Linked DNA regions of Mus musculus: region 2 is linked to region 1. The links are chromatin loops, found by intact Hi-C in ENCODE. Cell type or tissue: left cerebral cortex. All regions are shown on one strand.

Region 1 (8,000 bases):
AGCTGCTGTTAAAATCTGTTAACTGGCAGGCAGAGCCTCCTGATTTGTGAGCAATTTCAAAAAGGGAGAGATTCAGAACTACCATCTGGAAAGTGGGAAGAAGATACCACTTGGCAAAAATGTTTCAGAAAACACAGGCAAACACAGAAACACACACAAGCGGCATCAGTGTGTACACACACATACACACAAGGAAACGCAATGGCCTCAAGATTTAAAAAAAAAAAAAAAAAAAAAAAAAAAAAAAAAAAAAGCCGACCAACATGCTCCTATTATTAAATGTGTTTTCCTAACTAAAATGCCATGAAAAGAGAGGTCAGGGAGTTAGCGGAGGACGGAGGAGCTGCTGACTCATGACTGGATTTCAAGCAAACCACCTGTTAGGAGTTTGGGGTGTAGTTTATCAATTTGCAAAGCAGGTGTGAGCGTTCACACCTTCCACAGACCATGAAGCTCATTTAAATGAGAGTTTCAAAGAACTACACTATTCTGGGAAGAGAATTCCCGAAAGGAAGTGTAACATATCATTTTTAGAGCCCCCCACGTGATCTCCAGAGACTCATCGAGATCTTCACAATCGAGAGCAAACCACTGTGGGCATCACTGTTCACTCGCACTGGTGCTGTGGGAAAGCCCGGAGCATGCTCCTACTGCGCATGCTCCTACTGTGGGGTTTCTTTTTCATTGCATACTCACCCAAGGCATTGATGGAGAAAGGCCATTCCATCCTTCACCCCAATGCTCAGCCTGGCCCTGTGAGAACTAGGTAGGAATGGTAATTGTGCAAAGGCCCACCTACTGTGTGAAACCCCAGCCTCAGACTGAATTGTGCACAAAGGGCTAGAGCGAGCTGTTTCCATTTTGTGTTTGTTTTTCACGTCAGCGATTCCCCTGTGACAGGCAAGGGTCTACTCCTGAATTACATTGATTCCATCCCTGTTTCCACTTTTAAGAAATAGTTCTCAAAACTCAATATTAAATGTCCCATTATGTTTCTGCTGTTTCTTTTCTCTTGATTATACATGATTATAAGAAAAACAATTTCTATGCCTAGTTCTTTCAAGTTCACATTAATAAATGCCTTTAAAATTCCTCTTAAAATGGCCCTTTAGCTGGGCATGGTTGTGCATTCTTTTAATCCCAGCGTTCAGGAGGCATAGGTAGGAGGATCTCTTTGAGTTTGAGGCCAGCCTGGTCTATGTGTGAGTTCCATCACAGCCAGAGCTATGTAGAGAGATCCTGTATCAATCAATCAATTAACTAATTAACTTTAAAACTCAATACAAAATGAAAATGATATTTTACAAAAAGTAATGCGAATGTTTCTCAACTGAAGGATGGTCAAAGAAAACCAAACTTCATTGTACATTTATACAATGAAGTGTTACTCAACTGTTTAAAAAAAAATGACATCATGAAATTTGCACTCAAATGTATGGAACTAGAAAAAAAAATCATTCTGAGTGAGGTAAGCCAGACCTAGAAAGACAAACATGGTATGTAACCATTTATAAGTAGATATTGGCTGCACAGTAAAGGATGACCATGCTGTAATCCACAGACCCAGAGAGGCTAAGTAACAAGGAGGGCTTAAGGTGGAGACACATGAATCTCCCTGGGAAGGAGAAATAGAATAGATATTGTGGGTAGACTGGGGGCAGGAGAGGATGCAAGGAGAGAGTAATGAAAGAGACAATGGGAATTTGGGGGGGGGGAGGTAGAAACCTAGTGTAATGGAACCTCCCAGCAATCTTTGAGGGTGACCCTAGCTATGATTACTCATAATGGGGTATACATAGCCTAAACTGACCATCTCCTATAACCAGGCAAGATTTCCAATGGAGGGGCTGGAACACCAACCCAGCAGCAAAACCCTCAATCTACAATCTGTCCTGCTTCAGTATAGGTGGCCCGGAAATTGTGAGAGTGGCCAACCAATGACTGTACCACCTTGAGATTTATGCCACAAAAGGAAGCCCACCCCTGACACTGCCTGGAGGTCCAGGACCCAGGGGCTAGATAACCCAGAGACCTAGGATAGAACCAAACACTCCTGCCAGGAGTGGGGCAGGAGTCAGCGAAATTCTGCTATACTCATAGAAAGGAGCCAGTCATAATCATCACCAAAGAGGCTTCATCCAACCACTGATGGAAACAGATGCAGAGACCCATGGCCAAAGAATAAGCAGAGCTCCAGCTCCAAGCTCTGCAGAAGAGGAGGAGGAAAGATTATAGGAGCTAGAGGGGTCAAGGACACAAGAAAACTCATAGAATCAACAAACCTGGGGTTCACAAGAACTGAACTGGCCATCAATGAGCCTGCATGGGTTTGACCTAGGCCCTCTGCGTGTGTTATAGATACATACATACATACACAGAGGTCTTCTTGTGGGACTCGTAACAGTGGGAGCAGGGGCTGTCTCTGACTCTTTGGTCTGCTTTTAGGACTCTTTTCCTCCTACTGGGTTGCCTTGTCCAGCCTGAATATGAGGGGAGGTACCTAGTCTTATTGAAATTTGATATATTATGTTTGGTAGATATTTCTGAGAGGCCTGCCCTTCCTTCCTTCCTTCCTTCCTTCATTTATTGAGCGGAAAAGGGGGGGAGGAGTGGATTGGGTGGGAGAGAGACTGTAAGGAGGGGAGGGAGGGGAAACTGTGGTCTGGATGTAATATGAGAGAAGGATTTTTTTAAATAAATAAGTGATCTTTTAAACTCAATACAAAATAAAAGAGATATTTTACAAAAGTAATGTTCCCATATTCATTGTACTCTAAAATAAAAGAATGTTAGTTAGCCTTCGTACATTTGATGACCTTTCCCATTTTATGTTCTTCTTAATCAATCCTATTAATAATTCTTTCTCAAACCAGGCTTGCCTCAAATGTGCAGCAGTTGTCCCCCCACGACCCTCCAAGGCCCCACCTACTAAATGCTCAGATTAGGTACCAGTACCACCATGCCCAGCCCCTTCAAGTACTTCTTAATACTACTTTAACAATTAAAATTAACATGAAAATTCATTTTTAAAATGTTCTTGCTCTCCTTCAAATGCATAGCCTCCTTTTCCATTAACTCTTTTTTTTTTTTTTTTGTTTTTTTTTTTGTTTTTTTTTTTTGTTTTTTTTTTCCATTTTTTATTAGGTATTTAGCTCATTTACATTTTCCATTAACTCTTAAATATATAAAAGTTGTGTGTGTGTGTGTGTGTGTGTGTGTGTGTGTGTGTGTGTGCACGCGTGCTGCTTCAGTCTCTGTCGGCCCATGTGAACCCTGTTTAGTTCTTTCAGTTAGTCATGTTCTCCTGGTAGTTCCCATCCCCTCTGACTCCTACAGTCTTTCCTCCCCCTCTTCCACAGAGTCCCTGATAGAGCTCTCCAATTTAGACTCTCTATCCACATGATGCAACAAAACAAGGCACTGATCTAGGAGTACAGCAAAATAAATTACCATTGTGAATAATTTCTTCTCCTTCTCCTCCTCCTTCTTTGCTAGTCATGTTTGGTTCTTAGTCTCTAGGGTACCCAGTCTCTGGTTCCTGGCATTGCAAGCAGACTGGGGCAGAAGGGGGTGGGGGTGGGGGTGGGGACACAGTGCTGTAGGGATGGAGGGGAAGAGTGGGGGGAAAGACAGCTGGAATTAGCGAACACTAAGGGAGGACTCCTAGTTATAGAGAATATAAAATCTGAACTGGCCATCTTTTGTAGCCAGGAAAAGGTCCCAGTGCTGAGACTGGGTTACATTCAGTTGACTTGTTGGCAGAGGGAGTCCTATGAAAACTCCTAAATAGCCCACGTTGATTCTGAGACAGAAGAGAACTCTGAAATCAACTGCTCTTCTCTGAGAGACAAGAAGGGAGCAGATCCGATGGGAGGCGAAGTGGGTAAGTGCTGGAAGGACTAGAGGGAGGAGAAACCGTAATCAGATTATGTGAGAAAAGAATCCTGTTTAATAAAAGATAAGTTCAAAGAAAAAACAAAAAAACAAAATGAATTGTTACTGAAAGCAACGTCCATGCGCAGGGTCACCCCAAAGCGGCGCTGGTGGCTTATACATTTGCAGGGCTGGGAACAGAAAGTGCAGCGGCAGTAGGGGCGGGGCGGGGTGGGGTAGAAGTCTGAAACTGACTCACCAAGCGCCTATGAACTTCAAACTCTTACAAAAACTAAATGCCCTGGATACTCATGATGAATTTCAGCTAATTCCGTGGAGAATCCAGAAGCGCAAACCAAATGGCACCAGAGACAGACCCAGCGCGCTCGATACCTCGATCATTCGGGACTTACACACTGACTGGAGAAACCAAGTACCCGGAATTGAGGGGGTAAAAGAGGTGGCCTCTCTAGATATTACACTTTCTGCCCCTTTCTTGCCAATATAACCCGTCTTAGGCAAATTGTGGGTAGTTTTTTAACTTGGTGATGCGTGACTGTAATGGGCTACATCGGAAAAACGGGAACTCCTGGTCTTTGAGCTTTAGACAGCTTAGGTAGCTCCCCTCTTCACCGCCACCATTCATAGCACATACAGCTTATCATACAGGCTTAGGTTAGATCCACTCCGTACCTGCTGCTATACTTGGTGGTCATCTCATGATCCTGGCATCTCCAAAATCCTGGGGTTTCTCTTTGAACTGAGGCTGCATCTTCACCAATGGCCTCTCAGAGTCTCTCTGCAGGGACTTCACATGGTACCAAGCCTCCTCTATTCTTTATGACTCTTTCATATCTTCAAAACCAGTATGGCTCCGCAGTTGATAACATTGCCTGCTTTCCAGAGGACCTGGGTTCAATTCCCAACACCCACATAGAAGTTCACATCTGAATCAAACTCCAGGCCCAGGAATTCTGACACCCTTTTCTGGCCTTTGCAGATACCAGGCACACACAAGGTACACAGACATATATACACACAACATATACATAAATATTTTTTAAGTACCATGTCAAAAACCTTACATAATGTCAAGTTCTACTACCAACTTAAAATGCAACCTTTCCCCCATTAGACCACAGTCTCTGTGTGATAATAACCCTAAGAAATACTACCAAGAAAGTTCACTTCAAACAGGCCATTCTCTTCTTAATTATAGCTGATGCTTCAGCACACCTGACCAAAATCCACTGCCCCTATGAAACACAAACTTTACTTTTATGATTTTTTAATTCAAATGTATCATTACAAACAGCTTTGATAAGAGTCTTTGAGGGGCTCTTAAACTTTCCTCTGAAACCTTCAAGCCAGGACTCCGTTGTATTTTCTTTTCTCGATATTATTATCTTCCAACTTCCCACAGGACAGTCAATTAAGCTGTGAGCACTCAGAAGCTTTTCCAATACAAATCCCAAACCTTCTACAATCAACGCCCCGTAGAAACAACCCCATTCCTGGTATGAACTTCTGTTCTAGTTTGTTTCTCTGTTCCTATGATAAAAGCGACTTAGAGTAAGAATGGATCTATTTGGCTCCCATGTTATAGGTCCATCATCAAGGGAAGTCAGGAAAGGAAGGACCTGAGGACGGGAATTGAAGCGGAAGCCACAGAAGAGGGAGCCCAAACCTATATGCCAGGGGAAAAAAATGACACAAAGTTAATGCAATTTAAATTATTGAAGTTTTAGGAACATATTTAAGGATCAAATATTTATAATTTGACAAAAATCACATTGTAATCTATGCCATAACTTTAAAGTAAAAAAAAAAGTAACAGAATAAACAGAATATCTCAAAGACTGGATTAATAATGCACAAAATAAATATTTTCCAGCACACTCCATGACAATATCTTTCTAACATATATAACATACCTCTCATCCTGGATGAAAAACTTTTAGTCAAGGGACACATCTTATGAATGACTTTGGGACTGTGCCACTGCAATAAAACTGCTATGACTTCATTTCTACAGATGGCATGCCAAAGAGGAGTGCTCCCTTGATCTTTTGTCCCTAGAGCATGCACAAAAGATACTGCCAAAGAATCTGAGATGGCTCTTAGGAAATACTGCAGTGGTTTACTAGCTAAGCTGCCCGGCGTGGGAAAGCCTCTGCAGCTCTCCTTGCATGGACATGACACAGTGGCCTCACAGAAGCGACAGACTCATGAACCAACAGAAATGTATCTCTTACAGTTCTAGAAGCTGGCAAGGCATAGTGGTTTGAATAAGAATGGCCTCCATAGGTCATATGGAGTGGAACTATTTGAAAGGATTAGGAGGTATGGCCTTGTTGGAGTAAGTGTGTCACTGGATTTGGACTTTGATGTTTCAAAAGCCCATGCTAGACCCAATTGACTCTCTCATCCTGCTACCCATGGATCAGGATATAGCTCTCAGCTACTATTCTAGTATCATATATGCTACCATGATGAAAATGGACTAAACCTCTGAAGTTGTAAGGAAGCTCCAAATTAAATGCTTTCTTCCATACGAGTTGCCATGGTCATAATGTCTCTTCACAGCAACAGACAGGGACTAGGCCACAAGGCCAAGAACAAGGCACCTGCATATGCAGTAGGGACTGAGGAATTCATGGATCATAGCTGAAGGCTCTTACTCTGTACCACCACAGCAGAAGAGGCAAGGCTGCTCTCAGAGGCCTTCAATAAGAACACTAATCCCACCAGTCAGGGTGAGACCTCAGATCGACTTATATCCCCATAGTCCTTACATCCTAATACCATCAACGAAAGGACTCAAGTTTCAGCACAGAAACTTTCAAGTGTGAAGAACAAAAGAAGAAAAAAAAAGAAGAAAAAAATTCTAGGCCCTAGCACTTTCTTTTAGATGTGCATTGATCATAAATAGAGAAAATCAAGATAAATTGTTGGATACTAATTTTTGTCTGATGTCTTCCTAAGGCAAATATTGTAACAAAATGTGAAGGCCCTTGGAGTGTTACACTCTTCCAGTTTGTAATCTGTATTTACTTGACATAGTCACACATGGACCATCTTTCCAAAGATGATAGGATCCAATTGTAGCAGCTAATATTAGGTTTGTTTTTTCTCATCAAAGAATTCATTTATATAAACATATTTTAGTAGCTTCTTCTTTTCATGCCATTTCTCCATTTAAACGGTCAGACTAGTGTCCCACCAAAGCCCACATTCTGTCATCTATGCCTCTGTTTGGTTCCCTCCCCTTCAATGCTACTGGTGTTTGTGATTTGCTTTTCTCAGTAGACCATGTCAAAAGTGACAGGGTGCCTCACCCATGACTATATTACACAACACGGCATTCTCTTTGCCATCAGGCTCCATCTTGATGAAGGAATTGGCCATCTTGTAGAAGGACGTGTACCTGGCCTCCAAGAGCTGCAGGTGGAGAATACAGATATCTAAAGGGACATCCTTTTTTTCCAACAACCTGAGAGAGTTTGGAAGTAGATTTCCCTCCTGCCAAAAGCCCAGATAAGAACACTACCCAGCTACTCTTTTCTTGCGGTGTTATGACACCTGAGCAAACGACTCAGCTGACATGTCTACAGACCTGCCTGTGGGAATTGAGACAGATATTGGTTGTTTAAAGCCACTATGTTTTAGGTGATCTGTTACCTAACTGTAGACAGATAAGTAAAAGGGATTCTGTGTAGTTACCTCAGCCTGGAAAGATGTTTGGGGCATTTTCTAACATTCAGAGAAACTGAACCAAATCAGTGGAGATACATTATACAGGGCATCAGAGAAAATACTGCTTTGCCTGGTTTGGCAGACATATGCACTAGAAAGCAGCTGTTTCTGGCACCTGTGGTGACATAAGGCTCATGCAATGACACAGGAATCAAGGTTTGTTCCTGAAACAGACTCGGAAGCCAAGCCAAAGTACAAAGTAAGAACAGAGGTGATGCCTTCTATCCTAGCTGCTTCTGCAACCCAACAGCTACTCTTCTAGCCTCTGGAATCCTTATTTCCCTCACTTCACCTCCAGACAAGGCTCCTGGGAAAGACCTGGGAAAGGTCACTTTACTTGAACTCCAGAAATGGCATGTGACACGGAACGG
Region 2 (8,000 bases), 130 kb after region 1:
CAAACAACACTATCCCAAGTGATACAGGAGAGGAAGTGGTGAGAGTCTACCTCTTGTTTATATGATATGGGATGAGGAGCTGAAGCTAGTTTACATATTTCCTTATGAATAATATGAATATGTAAGGTGACTATCTCAACACTACAAAGCAAGTGGTCACATAACACATATCGCAGGTTCAGTCACCACTGACACATACTGTAGTGTCCCAACAGCTCATGTGAAGCTGAGAACTTCCTCTCAGCTAATGATGGAGAAGCCATCCCAATGGCAAGAAGGAAGACGTTGTTCAGGTGTTTGTGGTGAGGTTGGTGGACCCAAAGCTACTGCTTGGACAGGTCTATCAGACTGTCCAAGCACATACATTATATATGAAACACAAAATTAATGATATAAAAATTAACTGCTGTATTACTATGAATGATGACTTAGCTGAGCTTCTTAGAGCATGACACTAGAGAGTCCCACAAGGCACAAGAATGGCTGGAGATTCTGAGATGTGCAAGAACAGAGGACAAAGGAATAATCTAAAGACAAGATATCTCAGGGCAGATAGGACAAGCAGGAGCTACATTGTCCCCATCTGCACTGAAAAAAGCAGAAAAAAAGCCTCAGATTAACCTATTCTTTCTAGAAGAAATGAAATTTTCCAAATTCACTAAAATGTAGAAAAGGGGACTTACCTTAAAGTGGTATGATTAAATATTTTCTACATTCAGTGCAAATGAATGCCCAGAAATTCAAATGAAGTCAGTAGTAGCAATTTAACAATGTAACAATGTAACACAGTGGCTGAGTAGAGGCAGTGGTAGCAGCCATAGGATTCAGTGAGAAATGCACAGGGTAATAATCATGGTAGTCACAGTAAACCAAAGCTAGAGTTCCTTGAGTACTTTCTACTTGTATGACTTTGTTTCAAACATTTTACATAAAAGTGTACATTTAACTGACAGACAGGTAGATCAATGGAATAGAATTGAAGACCCAGAAATGAACCCACATACCTAGTCACTTGATCTTTGACAAGGGAGCTAAAACCATCCAGTAGAAAAAAGACAGCATTTTCAACAAACGGTGCTGGCACAACTGGTGGTTATCATGTAGAAGAATGTGAATTGTTCCATTCTTATCTCCTTGTACAAAGCTCAAGTCTAAGTGGATCAAAGACCTCCACATAAGACCAGAGACACTGAAATTAAGAGAGGAGAAAGTAGGGAAAAGCCTTGAAAAATTCCTAAACAGAACAGCAATGGCTTGCACTGTAAGATCAAGAATTGACAAATGGGACCTCATAAAATTGCAAAGCTTCTGTAAGGCAAAAGACACTGTCAATAAGACAAAAAGGCCACCAACAGATTGGGAAAGGATTTTTACCAATCTTAAATCTGATAAGGGACTAATATCCAATATATACAAAGAGCTCAAGAAGCTGGATTCCAGAAATTCAAATAACCCCATTAAGAATGGGGTTCAGAGCTAAACAAAGAATTCTTACCTGAGGAGTGCTGAATGGCTGAGAAGCACCTGAAAAAATGTTCAACATCCTTAATCATCAGGGAAATGCAAATCAAAACAACCCTGAGATTCCACCTCACAACAGTCAGATGTGGCTAAGATCAAAAATTCAGGTGACAGCAGATGCTGTCCAGGATGTGGAGAAAGAGGAACACTCCTCCACTGCTGATGGGATTGCAAGCTTGTACAACCACTCTGGAAGTCAGTCTGGAGGTCCCTCAGAAAATTGGACATAATACTACCGGAAGATCCAGCAATACCTCTCCTGGGCATATACCCAGAAGAAGTTCCAACTGGTAATAAGAACACATGCTCCACTATGTTCATAGCAGCTTCATTTATAATAGCCAGAAGCTGGAAAGAACCCAGATGTCCCTCAACAGAAGAATGGATACAGAAAATGTGGTACGTTTACACAATGGAGTACTACTCAGCTATTAAAAGCAATGGATTTATGAAATTCTTGGACAAATGGATGTATCTGGAGGATATCATCCTTAGTGAGGTAACCCAATCACAAAAGAAGTCATTAGATATGCACTCACTGAGAAGTGGATATTAGCCCAGAAACATAGAACACCCAAGATACAATTTGCAAAACACAAGAAAATCAAGAAGAGGGAAGACCAATGGGTAGATATTTCATTCCTCCTTAGAATAGGGACCCTGGTACAGATGTCTCATATGAGGCTATGCCAGTGCCTGGCAAATACAGAAGTGGATGCTCACAGTCATCTATAAGATGGAACACAGGGCCCCCAATAGAGAAACTAGAGAAAGTACCCAAGGAGCTAAAAGGGTCTGCAACCCTATAGGTGGAACAACAATATAAACTAACCAGTACCCCCAGAGCTCGTATCTCTAGCTGCATATGTAGCAGAAGATGGCCTAGTTCCCACTGGGAAGAGAGGCCCCTTGGTCTTGCAAACTTTATATGCCCCAGTACAGGGAAATGCCAGGGCCAAGAAGCAGGAGTGGGTGGGTAAGGGAGCAAGGTGGAGGGAGGGTATAGGGAACTTTTGGGATAGCATTTCAAATGTATATAAAGAAAATATCTAATAATAAATAAATAAATAAGTGTCCATTTAATCTTTATAAACAACCCTACAGTAGAGGACCATGGGCCTGTTTTAGGCATGAGAATATTTAGGTACCACACAAAACCTGCCTGCACAAGAAACAATTCAATCAAGACTATAGAGTATACAAATGGGCACGTTTATAAACTCAAAAAAGTAAGAAATTGTTCCCACACAAAGTGACGAAGGTGAGGGATCACCAGGTTACCAGCAATGCTTCTGTTTATTATGAATCTGGAAAGCAGAGGGTCTCCCCCAGCAGGGGAGGAGCCTTAAGATTAGCTAAGACAACAGAGGTGACAAGCATGCAAGGTCCTAGGGGACATACCAGGTTTCCATCAACCCACGTTCCCGTGTCAGTTCCCCTAGTTTGTCCCAGGGCTTCCCAGTGGATTTACACACTTTTCTTACAACTTTCAGAATGAGGTTTCTAGAGCCAGTGTTCTGTCTGCCATTCTGGGCTACACGACACAGGCGATGCTGAAGAGGGAGGCAGCTGATAGGATAGGGATGTCATTGGTGACCTGGCCTGTTGCCATGGGCCTTCTCCCAGCTAGTCAGAAGGATAAGGAGGTGTGACTAATGAGTCTGAGGCCACCTTGTGCTACATTGTAAACTTTAGACTAGTCTGGACTAAAGGGCAAGACTGTGGAAAGAGGAGGGGAAGGGAGGGGAGGGGAGGGGGAGGGAGAGGGAGAGGGAGAGGGAGAGGGAGAGGGAGAGGGTAGGTAGGTAGGTTATTAGGTCCAATTGGGGCAATGATATTAAAGAGTACTGAACCCAAAGCTACTTCTAGCCAAGCCTCTGCCCTACCCACCCCCTCCCAACAAGCCACAGTCTGCCTCCTCATCGATTTGATACCATGTTATTTTAGTGGAGTATTTTATGTAAATGCCCTTTGAAAATGACTTTAAGTTTTAAAAACATAGTGGTTTCCTCCTTAGCCACAGAGATGATTTTTTAGCCTCAATCAGGAAATCAACTAAAGTGATTGATTCTTCAGTGTACCCAGAACCTGGGCTTCCTCTCTGACAAGAGGGGCTCTGGGCCTGAGACCATCATGCCCCCTAGTGGCAGGCTTGCTGTTTCCTGAGCCTCCCTCCGTCTGAAAGGAGGGTACCCAGCCGTCAGTTAAACTGATTCCATCTCACAGCCGATGAATTTCAATAAATATACCATCTGTTCACCTTCTGTGTGGGAGTTCAATCATCTTGTTGGCAGCAGTATTACCCTACAGCAATTACCTATGTCTTTATCGCCTCTCATTCAGCTGCACCAGCCTGCTCTGCACAACCAACGGCTTCTATAGATAGGACAGTCTCTGAGGCTGGAACGCAGGAAAACCTCTACACTTCATGACGAGCTGGTCAGGGCAGGAGGTGTGTGGGTAGGAGGGAGAGAACCTGCAACCTCTGGAAAACGATAGACTCGCCTATGAGGCGGGTGGCAGAGCTGAGCAGACATGGAGTCTGGCTGGCAAGTTTGTATCTGTCAAAATAACAACACTGGGAAAGGTGAAAGGCTGCACCTGAGAGTGGAGCCGTGGGTGGATGCAGACGGCATGGCTCTGTGCTCAGCTCTACCACTGACCAGCAGTGTGACTCTGCATGAACATGCAGCCTCTCTGGGCCTTGGTTCCTCCTTATGGAAAAATAAGATGTTGGAATGGGTGAATCCTGGACTCTCTTTTATCTCTGAACTTACAAGACACGAGTGGGTGGAGAATGGGCACCTGCGGCACAGGCCACACCCAGATGTAACACAAGCATGTGGAGCCTCACTGAACTGCTAATTAAGATGACAGCTAAAAGTAGAAAATGTCCCAATCGTGAAGCGGTTTGCGTGCTTTTGAAATTGGGTTCACATTAATGACCATTCCTTGCACAGTATAGAAAGGGTAGAAACGAAGACTCAGGGAAGCTGTTGTCCTAAACATTATGCCTATGAAATGAAGAGATTGAAGCTTCGAGTCCATGTTGTCGGGAAGTATGAATACCAAAAACCTTCTCAAAAAAAAAAAAAGGCAGAGTTTCAGGACCAGCTAGATCCAAAGGAATGATGGGAAAAGCTTCAGAGGAAAGTGTGTGTGTGTGTGTGTGTGTGTGTGTGTGTGTGTGTGTGTGATATACCCAGAGAGAACTGGGTTAGTCCCAGCAGCTTGCTGTCCACTATGCATCCCCACCACCTGACCTCAGCCCTAAAACTGGCATGCCCTCCCCAAGTCATGTTCAAGTTCTTCCTGTATACAGACCACCAACAAAGTTCCCATGATCCTCTGCAGCTTAGGAGCAAGAGTCTGGGTTCTGGTTAAAGGGGCTGTACACAAAAAGTTCTGCATGCCACCTGAGAGTAATCAGTGATCTGTTTTCTACTCTTTCCCAGAAATAAGCCGAGAACACTCGGCTACTGAGAGAAACTTTGTGGGAAGTGACCTCACCTACACTGAACTACGGAAAACTGAGAAGGAAAAAATTAGCTTCTATTCTATCGAGATTTGGGGTCATTATTCGAGCACTGGCAACCAGTAGGCCCGATAGGCTCAGCAAGGGTACCGGCCCTGCACCCAATCCTTTCTCTTCTGAGTCCAGCACCTCAACTGCCTTCTCTAGCTGATGTCTTTCCAAAACTTAAATATACACAGTAACAAATAAATTCCCCTGCCCCTCTTCAGCTTCTGGCCTGCAGCATATTTCAGTCCCCTACTGGGCCGTGTGAAGGCTAATCCTGAGTCTTTTGGACAGAACTATTCTAAAAGACAAAAAGTCCTTTTCCATGGAAAAGGCCGAGCTGGACAGGGAAGCTGGACATCTAGAGCTTCAGGGAAGCCACCATGGGAGGAGGGTCTGTGCTAGAGAGCAAGCTTAGCATGAGCCAAGAGATGGTGGGCAATGAGAAGACAGACAGAGGAGGAATAGAGCCACAGAGGAAGCACAAGCAGGGAGAGCAAGGGTGGCCGGGACAGCAGGTGAACAGGTGGGAAGGTGAAGGCCGGGGGTGGGGGGTGAGGAATGGAGGCAGGAGTAGGAATAGGAGGTAAAGGGGATGGAGGAGCAAAGATGGGAGAGGGAAAAGAGGGGTGAGGTGAAGGGAGAAGGAGGTCAGAATGAATCACAGGCAGCAGGAAAAGAGAGATGGACGGAGGAAGAGACTGGAGGGAGGTGAAGTCAGGACAGAATGGAGGAAGACTGATGGGAAGTTGAGGGAGGGCAGCAATACAGAAAGAAAGGCCAGGGGAAGAAGGGAAGGAGGACAGGAAGGAGGGGCCAGCAAGTGACAGCCACATCTCCATCCTCAGGCCCAGCCACCCTGAGTCAGCCCTGCACCTAGACATCTCTGTTAGATAAGATGACAGACCTTTGCATTTATCCATTTTAACTGGGGTCTTGCCACAGGCTACAGGCTTAAACCATCCTGTGTGAGCCAATGGGCAGCTGCTGCTCATCATCCTGAGTTTCCCTCGTGTCCTATTCTCCATAGCAGCAGCAAGAAAGAGATGGCTGGCTTGGATTTCTTCGGACTTTCTACAAAAGAGGAGAAGAAGCCTCAAAAATATATGGTAGAAACCTGCAAGGGCCAAAACACAAACACAGACCCCTAACATGGTGGCAAAAACTGGCGACCGAGAGAACCGGACAGCTTCTGGGACAGGCGGAAGCACAGAGCCGCTGAGGCAGCACCCTTGGCGGGCCGCAGACAGCCGGCCACCATCCGGACCAGAGGACAGGTGTCCGCCTGGCTTGGGAGGCGGCCTCAGCCTCAGCAGCAGCGGTCGCCATCTTGGTTCCGGGACTCCCTGGAACTTAGGAATTTAGTCTGCACAGATGAGAGTCTGCACCACAGAAGCTGACAGCTTCTGGGAACTGCCAAAGCAACACAGCTTCTGAGAAAGGCCCTGTTTTGGGCCTTCTTCTTCGGCACACCTTCCCTGTAAGAGAGCTTGCCAGCAGAGAGTGCTCTGAGCACTGAAACTCAGAGGAGAGAATCTGTCTCCCAGGTCTGGTGATAGACGGTAACAGAAACACCAGAAGAACAACCTCTAAACAGAGTCAACTATAACTACTAACTCCAGAGATTACCAGATAGCGAAAGGTAAACGTAGGAATCTTACTAACAGGAACCAAGACCACTCACCATCATCAGAACCCAGCACTCCCACTTCGTCCAGTCCAGGACACCCCAACACACCCGAAAACCTAGACCTAGATTTAAAAGCATATCTCATGATGATGGTAGAGGACATCAAGAAGGACTTTAATAAATCACTTAAAGAAATACAGGAGAACACTGCTAAAGAGTTACAAGTCCTTAAAGAAAAACAGGAAAACACAATCAAACAGGTAGAAGTCCTTACAGAAAAAGAGGAAAAAACATACAAACAGGTGATGGAAATGAACAAAACCATACTAGACCTAAAAAGGGAAGTAGACACAATAAAGAAAACTCAAAGTGAGGCAACACTGGAGATAGAAACCCTAGGAACGAAATCTGGAACCATAGATTTGAGCATCAGCAACAGAATACAAGAGATGGAAGAGAGAATCTCAGGTGCAGAAGATTCCATAGAGAACATTGGCACAACAATCAAAGAAAATGGAAAATGCAAAAAGATCCTAACTCAAAATATCCAGGAAATCCAGGACACAATGAGAACACCAAACCTACGGATAATAGGAGTGGATGAGAATGAAGATTTTCAACTCAAAGGACCAGCAAACATCTTCAACAAAATTATTGAAGAAAACTTCCCAAATCTAAATAAAGAGATGCCTATGAACATACAAGAAGCCTACAGAACTCCAAATAGACTGGACCAGAAAAGAAATTCCTCCCGACACATAATAATCAGAACAACAAATGCACTAAATAAAGATAGAATACTAAAAGCAGTAAGGGAAAAAGGTCAAGTAACATATAAAGGCAAGCCTATCAGAATTACACCAGATTTTTCACCAGAGACTATGAAAGCCAGAAGAGCCTGGACAGATGTTATACAGACACTAAGAGAACACAAATTCCAGCCCAGGCTACTATACCCAGCCAAACTCTCAATTACCATAGATGGAGAAACCAAAGTATTCCAGGACAAAACCAAATTCACACATTATCTCTCCACGAATCCAGCCCTTCAAAGGATAATAACAGAAAAAAAAAACAATACAAGAACGGGAACAACGCCCTAGAAAAAACAGGAAGGTAATCCCTCAACAAACCTAAAAGAAGACAGCCACAAGAACAGAATGCCAACTTTAACAACAAAAATAACAGGAAGCAACAATTACTTTTCCTTAATATCTCTTAACATCAATGGTCTCAACTCCCCAATAAAAAGACATAGACTAACAAACTGGCTACACAAACAAGACCCAACATTTTGCTGCTTACAGGAAACACATCTCAGAGAAAAAG

What was found. Hi-C counts contacts between places; a loop is a spot of excess contacts. Peaks named below come from ENCODE experiments on the same cell type or tissue, not always from the same donor. Only the 100,000 strongest peaks of a DNase experiment are listed, where the experiment ranks them.
Region 2: it touches region 1 in a loop (2.6-fold over the local background); 3 of 42 quality-filtered maps call a loop at or near these places.

What each region holds. Positions count from the first base shown.
Region 1 is chr12:74,181,000-74,188,999 of GRCm38, reverse strand. The region is part of intron 3 of Syt16 (synaptotagmin XVI); the gene reads right to left. Among named protein-coding and RNA genes, the nearest start is that of Gm40889, 44 kb to the right of the region's middle. In left cerebral cortex, a CTCF peak has its summit at 4,030; DNase peaks (open chromatin) are centred at 31, 517 and 7,773.
Region 2 is chr12:74,051,523-74,059,522 of GRCm38, reverse strand. All of the region lies in intron 1 of Syt16 (synaptotagmin XVI), which reads right to left. Among named protein-coding and RNA genes, the nearest start is that of Syt16, 58 kb to the right of the region's middle. In left cerebral cortex, a CTCF peak has its summit at 3,670 (motif pointing left); a DNase peak (open chromatin) is centred at 3,774; H3K27ac peaks cover 919 bases.